Linked DNA regions of Homo sapiens: region 2 is linked to region 1. Evidence: chromatin contacts called from ENCODE Hi-C or POLR2A ChIA-PET data. All regions are on one chromosome and are shown on one strand. The core of a region is the stretch at or near the end of the contact, and the rest is flanking DNA. Distances in the headings are between cores, read along the strand shown. Region 1 overlaps IQGAP2 (IQ motif containing GTPase activating protein 2). Region 2 holds the start of NCRUPAR (non-protein coding RNA, upstream of F2R/PAR1).

Region 1 (2,681 bases), core at 119-2,618:
TTGGGGTATATGTGTGAGGGGTAGGGGCTGGGGGTAAACTGACAATTGGTAGCAAGAGTAGGGGGAGATAAGTTGACAATTGGGAGCAAGGGGCAGGAGGCAAAAATAAAAGCTCCCCGAAGTATGATATTTTAGAGTTGGGCTTGTTTTTAAAAAGAGGTAATCACATTTTTGTCTATATTAGGATATATGTGCAGTAGGTTTAAAACACTGATACCAGGCCGGGCATGGTGGCTCATGCCTGTAATCCCAACGCTTTGGGAGGCGCAGGCAGGCGGATCACTTGAGGTCAGGAGTTGAAGACCACCCTGGCCAACATGGTGAAACCCCATCTCTACTAAAGACAAAAATTAGCCAGGCATCGTAATGGGCACCTGCAGTCCCAGCTACTCAGGAGGCTGAGGCAGGAGAATCGCTTGAATCTGAGAGGCGGAGGTTGCAGTGAGCCAAGATCGCACCACTCCACTCCAGCCTGGGCGACAGAGTGAGACTCTGTCTCAAAAAAAATTAAAAATAAATAAATAAATAAAACACTGATAGCAAAAACTTAGGTTAGCTACAACCTATTTAAAATATAGCCATGGCTAATTCTTATGACATTATGAACTGCTCAAAGGCAAAGGCCATTTCTTCTTTCTCTTTATAATCCCTTTGTGCCTGGCAACCTGTTTACACAAAGCAAGTACTTAACATATGGTTATGAAAGATTCTGACTGCTAAAAAGAAAGTTTTCCAAGCATCACAGTTACATCATAAAATATTTTAAGATATTGCCAAAGATTTACAAAATGTTACTTTTTTTAACATTAGGCATCAATGGAGATACCTCTTTTTCTCTGCCTTGAAAGTCAAAAGATGATGCTATTATTATCAATGACAACTAGTGTTTATTGAGCATGATCTTTTGCCAAAATCTGGACTTGATACTTTATGGGGATTATCATGGAATCTTCTCATGATGACCCCATAAGGAAGAGATGCTATCAGAATCACCATTTGCTGATGATTTTCCGGTGTTTTTCTCAGATTCTGTTGATTTTCTGACATGATATCTGAGGTTTTCCAAAGCTCAGAAAAGGCTAAGGCTACCCAGCTCAATAAGCTGACAGGGGCCAGCCTCTGCTCCTCTAATTCCAACTTTTAATTTCTCACAACTCACCAAACTGAATCCTCTAGCCTAGTGTAAAACAAAAGTGATAACAAAACACTGCAGGGCTGCTTCCAGAGTAGCGGTAGAGTTCCACGGCTTGGAGACATAGATGTTGTCACTGTTTCAGTATGAGGTCAGAAGATAGTATATTCACTGTCAGGGTTGAGTAGATTCCTGGGGCTTCATTTGTTCTCTCAGAACTTCCTCTTTGTCACCTACCTTGCAACAGGCAGGGTAAATGGTCCAGGTTTCCCCTTGTAGTGCTGTAGCAGGGCAGAGGCAAGATATAGGAAACTTAGAGCCTATTCAAATGCAGTCACCTCCTCAGGAAGGCCCACAGGCCTAGAGCTCTCAAAGGTCCTTCCAATAAGATACAACTTGGAAACTCCTATCAATCATCAGCCAGTCTAGGAGCAACAAACAAGACTATTCTTCTAGGACAGGTGACAGACTCTGCTGACAGAATAACCAGTCAGACTGGGTACTTAACATTGCTCTAAAGGTATTAAAATCCCTCACAATGAAGCAGGAGCCATGATATGAAACTTCTAAACTTGTGCCCAGTCATCATGCGGGCTGACTAGCCTTTGGATTGATTTTTTAAGTATAAGGAGAAAACTTCAAGCCCAGATAGGGATATAGGAGTTAAGAAGAAATCACGCAGGCAGATAGCAAGGGTATGGGAGTCCTTGGTAAGGTTCTTCTTTTTAATGAAAAGCAGCCCCAAATCATTTTCTATCAAAGAGCAGCCAGCAAGCTGGGAGCTTGCACAGGTGAATGCCAGCGGGAACTAAGGAGTAGACATGTTCAAGATGGCGGCTCCATCTTCCCTTCTCTGCCAGCCACCTGTACTGTAAAGGAGCAGACAAGATGGCCCTAACTGGACAGCCCATTTGCATAAGAAGATTAGGGTGGGGAAACCAGCCTTCCCCGCACTATGTAAATGTCATACCTGATTGAACCAATCTATGAGCTCTAGGTAAATCAGACACTGCCTCTTGAAACCCTACTATAACACTCGAGGCATTCACCACCAGCAGGTCCTTTCTGCTGGGAGACCCCCTCCTTTACAGAGGAAGCTGTTTCTCTCTCTTCTCTTCTACCTATTAACCTTCTGCTCCTAAACTCCTTGTGTATGTGTCCTAAATTTTCCTGGCAGGCGACAACAAACCCCAGGGTATATACCCCAGACAATGTAGCTCCTTCAATACCAGAGTCTGCATTCGTAGCCCCACAGCATCTGTAAGGTGCCAAGTGACTGGGTTGTAACCACAGAAGGTGTGGGGAAATGAGTGTGAGAGGTGCACCACCCCTAAGTGTGGCTCAGGAAAACCTCCCATGGATAAACCTCCTCTCTCTCCTCCCCATCTGCTGGCTGGAGAAGGTAGAAGAACTTCCATCAGACAGGGTCCCTGAATAATTGTGTGGTAAAGAACCCCATGTTTTCAAGGTCATTCTTGTTGGTTAAAAAAAAGAAAAGCAGCAGCAGCTGTTGTGTCTCCTCACCCCCAGCCTACACTACTGAACCTTA
Region 2 (2,681 bases), core at 98-2,597, 160 kb before region 1:
ACCCGCCTTAGCCTCCCAAAGTGCTGGGATTACAGGCATGAGCCACCGCATCCAGCTACCTGACCACTAAGTTTCTGTTCACCATTCAAAAAATCATATCCACATACAAATTGCATATATGTATATCCTTAAAATAAGAATGGAATAATACCACCACATTTTAAAATTTTATCTGTGTCATTGGTGGAAAATGTTATTTTTAACCATTTTACAAAACGATAAAGCTTAAAAGGATGCTTTGGGGTCTTAGTTGTTAGAACAAAATGTACCTCTAGTGACAAAAAGACGTACAATGAAGGCTGGGTGCAGTGGCTCACACCTGTAATCCCAGCACTTTGAGAAACTGAGGCGGTCAAATCACTTGAGGTCAGGAGTTAGAGACCAGCCTGGCCAGCATAGAGAAACTCCGTCTCTACTAAAAATACAAAAATTAGCCGGGCTTGGTGGTGTGCACCTGTAATCCCAGTTACTTGGGAGGCTGACGCAGGAGAATCACTTGAACCTGGGAGGCAGAGTTTGCTGTGAGCCAAAATTGCACCACTGCACTCCAGTCTGGGCAACAGAGCAAGACTCTGTCTCAAAAAAACAAAAACAAAAGCAAAAAAAAAAAAAAAAACAAAAATAATGAAATGCTTAAATGCTTTGTGCATATTGACTAAAGGATTCCTTCTAGGAATATTTCTGCCAGTTGTATTTTTTGAGGCTTGTTTGGTACATGTTTATCTAATTCTTTTTAAATAGTATACTATTCCCTTGTATACATATAATAAATTTTAGTCTTCTAAAACTATTTTATCTGTAGTGTTGTCCCCATTTATATTCCTAACATAGCTAATTTTTTGCTTTTTTCCCTTTATCTGACCAGAGGTCAGAAATGACTATTTTCTAATGCCCGTCTTTTTGCTCCGTTACTTTTATTTTTATTTATAAACACAGATTTTTAATTCATTCTTTTCCTCTACTTTCTTTGAGTTTACTCTTTAGCATAATTTTTTTTTTTTTTTTTTTTGAGACGGAGTCTCGCTGTATCGCCCAGGCTGGAGTGCAGTGGCGCGATCTCGGCTCACTGCAACCTCCGCCTCCTGGGTTTACGCCATTCTACTGCCTCAGCCTCCTGAGTAGCTGGGACTACAGGCGCCTGCCACCACGCCCGGCTAATTTTTCTGTATTTTTAGTAGAGACGGGGTTTCACCGTGTTAGCCAGGTTGGTCTCGATCTCCTGACCTCATGATCCGCCCGCCATGGCCTCCCGAAGTGCTGGGATTACAGGCGTGAGCCACCGCGCCCGGCCTCTTTAGTATAATTTTTTGAACTGATTATTTTTTACCTCTTCTCCTTCAAAAGACCACATCAGCTACATTTTGCAAGTTTTGATATGTGCATATATAAAATTCAGGTCTAAATATTTTGTCAATTTCATTCAATCTTCAACCATAAATTCTTGGATATTTTGACTGGCTTTTTGTGACTGATTTCTAATTTTATGGTCTGTTAGTGATGTTGTTTTTTGTTTTGTCCTTAGACTTCACAAAGTTCCTATGTTTATGTGCTCTTAAGAGCTTTTTTTTTTTTTTTTTTGAGACGGAGTTTTGCACTTGTTGCCCAGGCTGGAGTGCAACGGCCGGATCTTGGCTCACCACAACCTCCGCCTCCTGGGTTGGAGCGATTCTCCTGCCTCAGCCTCCCAAGTAGCTGGGATTCAGGCATGTGCCACCATGCCCGGCTAATTTTTGTATTTTTTTTAGTAGAGACTGGGTTTCTCCATGTTGGTCAGGCTGATCTCGAACTCCCGACTGCCGAGACCAGCTCGGTGGTGGAGACCCTAACCTAGCGGTGCTAGAGGAATTAAAGACACACACACAGAAATATAGATTGTGGAGTGGGAAATCAGGGATCTCACAGCCTTCAGAGCTGAGAGCCTCGAACAGAGATTTACCCACATATTTATTGACAGCAAGCCAGTCATAACATTTACTAAAAGTATTACTTATGGGAAATAAAGGGATGGGCCAAAACAAAGGGATGGCTCTTGCTAGTTATCTGCAGCAGGAACATGTCCAGGCACAGATCACTCATGCTACTGTTTGTGGTTTAAGAATGCCTTAAGCGGTTTTCTGCCCTGGGTGGGCCAGGTGTTCCTTGCGCTCATTCCAGTAAACCCACAGCCTTCCAGCGTGAGCGTCATGGCCATCACGAACATGTCACAGTGCTGCAGAGATTTTGTTTATGGCCAGTTTTTGGGCCAGTTTATGGCCAGATTTGGCGCCCTGTTCCTAAAACCCGACCTCAGGTGATCTGCCCGCCTTGGCCTCCCAAAGTGCTGGGATTACAGGCGTGAGCCACCGTACCCGGCCTCTTAAGAGCTTTTTGAAGAAGATAACCCACTACTTCATTTGTTCCACGCCACTCCTACCAAAACCCCTTTGTCAGTTTTAAAGCAAACATCTGTAGGTTTCTGAGAGTAGAAAATCTACTTAACCAGAGATGATAAACATGTTGAAAATCTGCCTAACCAGAGTTGCTAAAAATATTTCTTGGAAATGAAATCTTGACTTTGCAGCATCATTCATATTGGAACCACTTGATATTAGTTTCCGGTTTTCATTTTCTCTGTTTTAACTTGCCTGGTACCAAATAGTATGAGTCATTAGCCATCCTCCCATAATGTTTATGGTATTTAG

Evidence for each region. Hi-C counts contacts between places; a loop is a spot of excess contacts on that map. ChIA-PET counts read pairs that join two places held with the same protein, here RNA polymerase II (POLR2A). Pooled maps may share reads with other maps.
Region 2: a loop to region 1 is called in a pooled map, with 2.1 times the contacts of the local background. The contact joins the promoter of NCRUPAR here to the enhancer-like site in region 1. A Hi-C loop is called at or near these places in 1 of 168 maps with a recorded cell type or tissue (naive thymus-derived CD4-positive, alpha-beta T cell), 4 of 37 single-sample maps with no recorded cell type and 8 of 50 pooled maps. POLR2A ChIA-PET finds 5 or more read pairs at or near these places in 2 of 52 experiments (A673 and RWPE1).

What each region holds. Positions count from the first base shown.
Region 1 is chr5:76,555,643-76,558,323 of GRCh38, reverse strand. All of the region lies in intron 2 of IQGAP2 (IQ motif containing GTPase activating protein 2), which reads right to left. Among named protein-coding and RNA genes, the nearest start is that of F2RL2, 66 kb to the left of the region's middle. RefSeq lists an enhancer at 1,403-1,522 and a silencer at 1,051-1,545. Within about 2 kb of position 1,368, at least 4 of the 41 ENCODE cell types and tissues checked have a DNase peak (open chromatin) inside an H3K27ac peak, as active enhancers do.
Region 2 is chr5:76,711,069-76,713,749 of GRCh38, reverse strand. It overlaps NCRUPAR (non-protein coding RNA, upstream of F2R/PAR1), which reads right to left and starts at 1,347. Exons shown (of 1, transcript NR_028375.2): 1 at 862-1,347.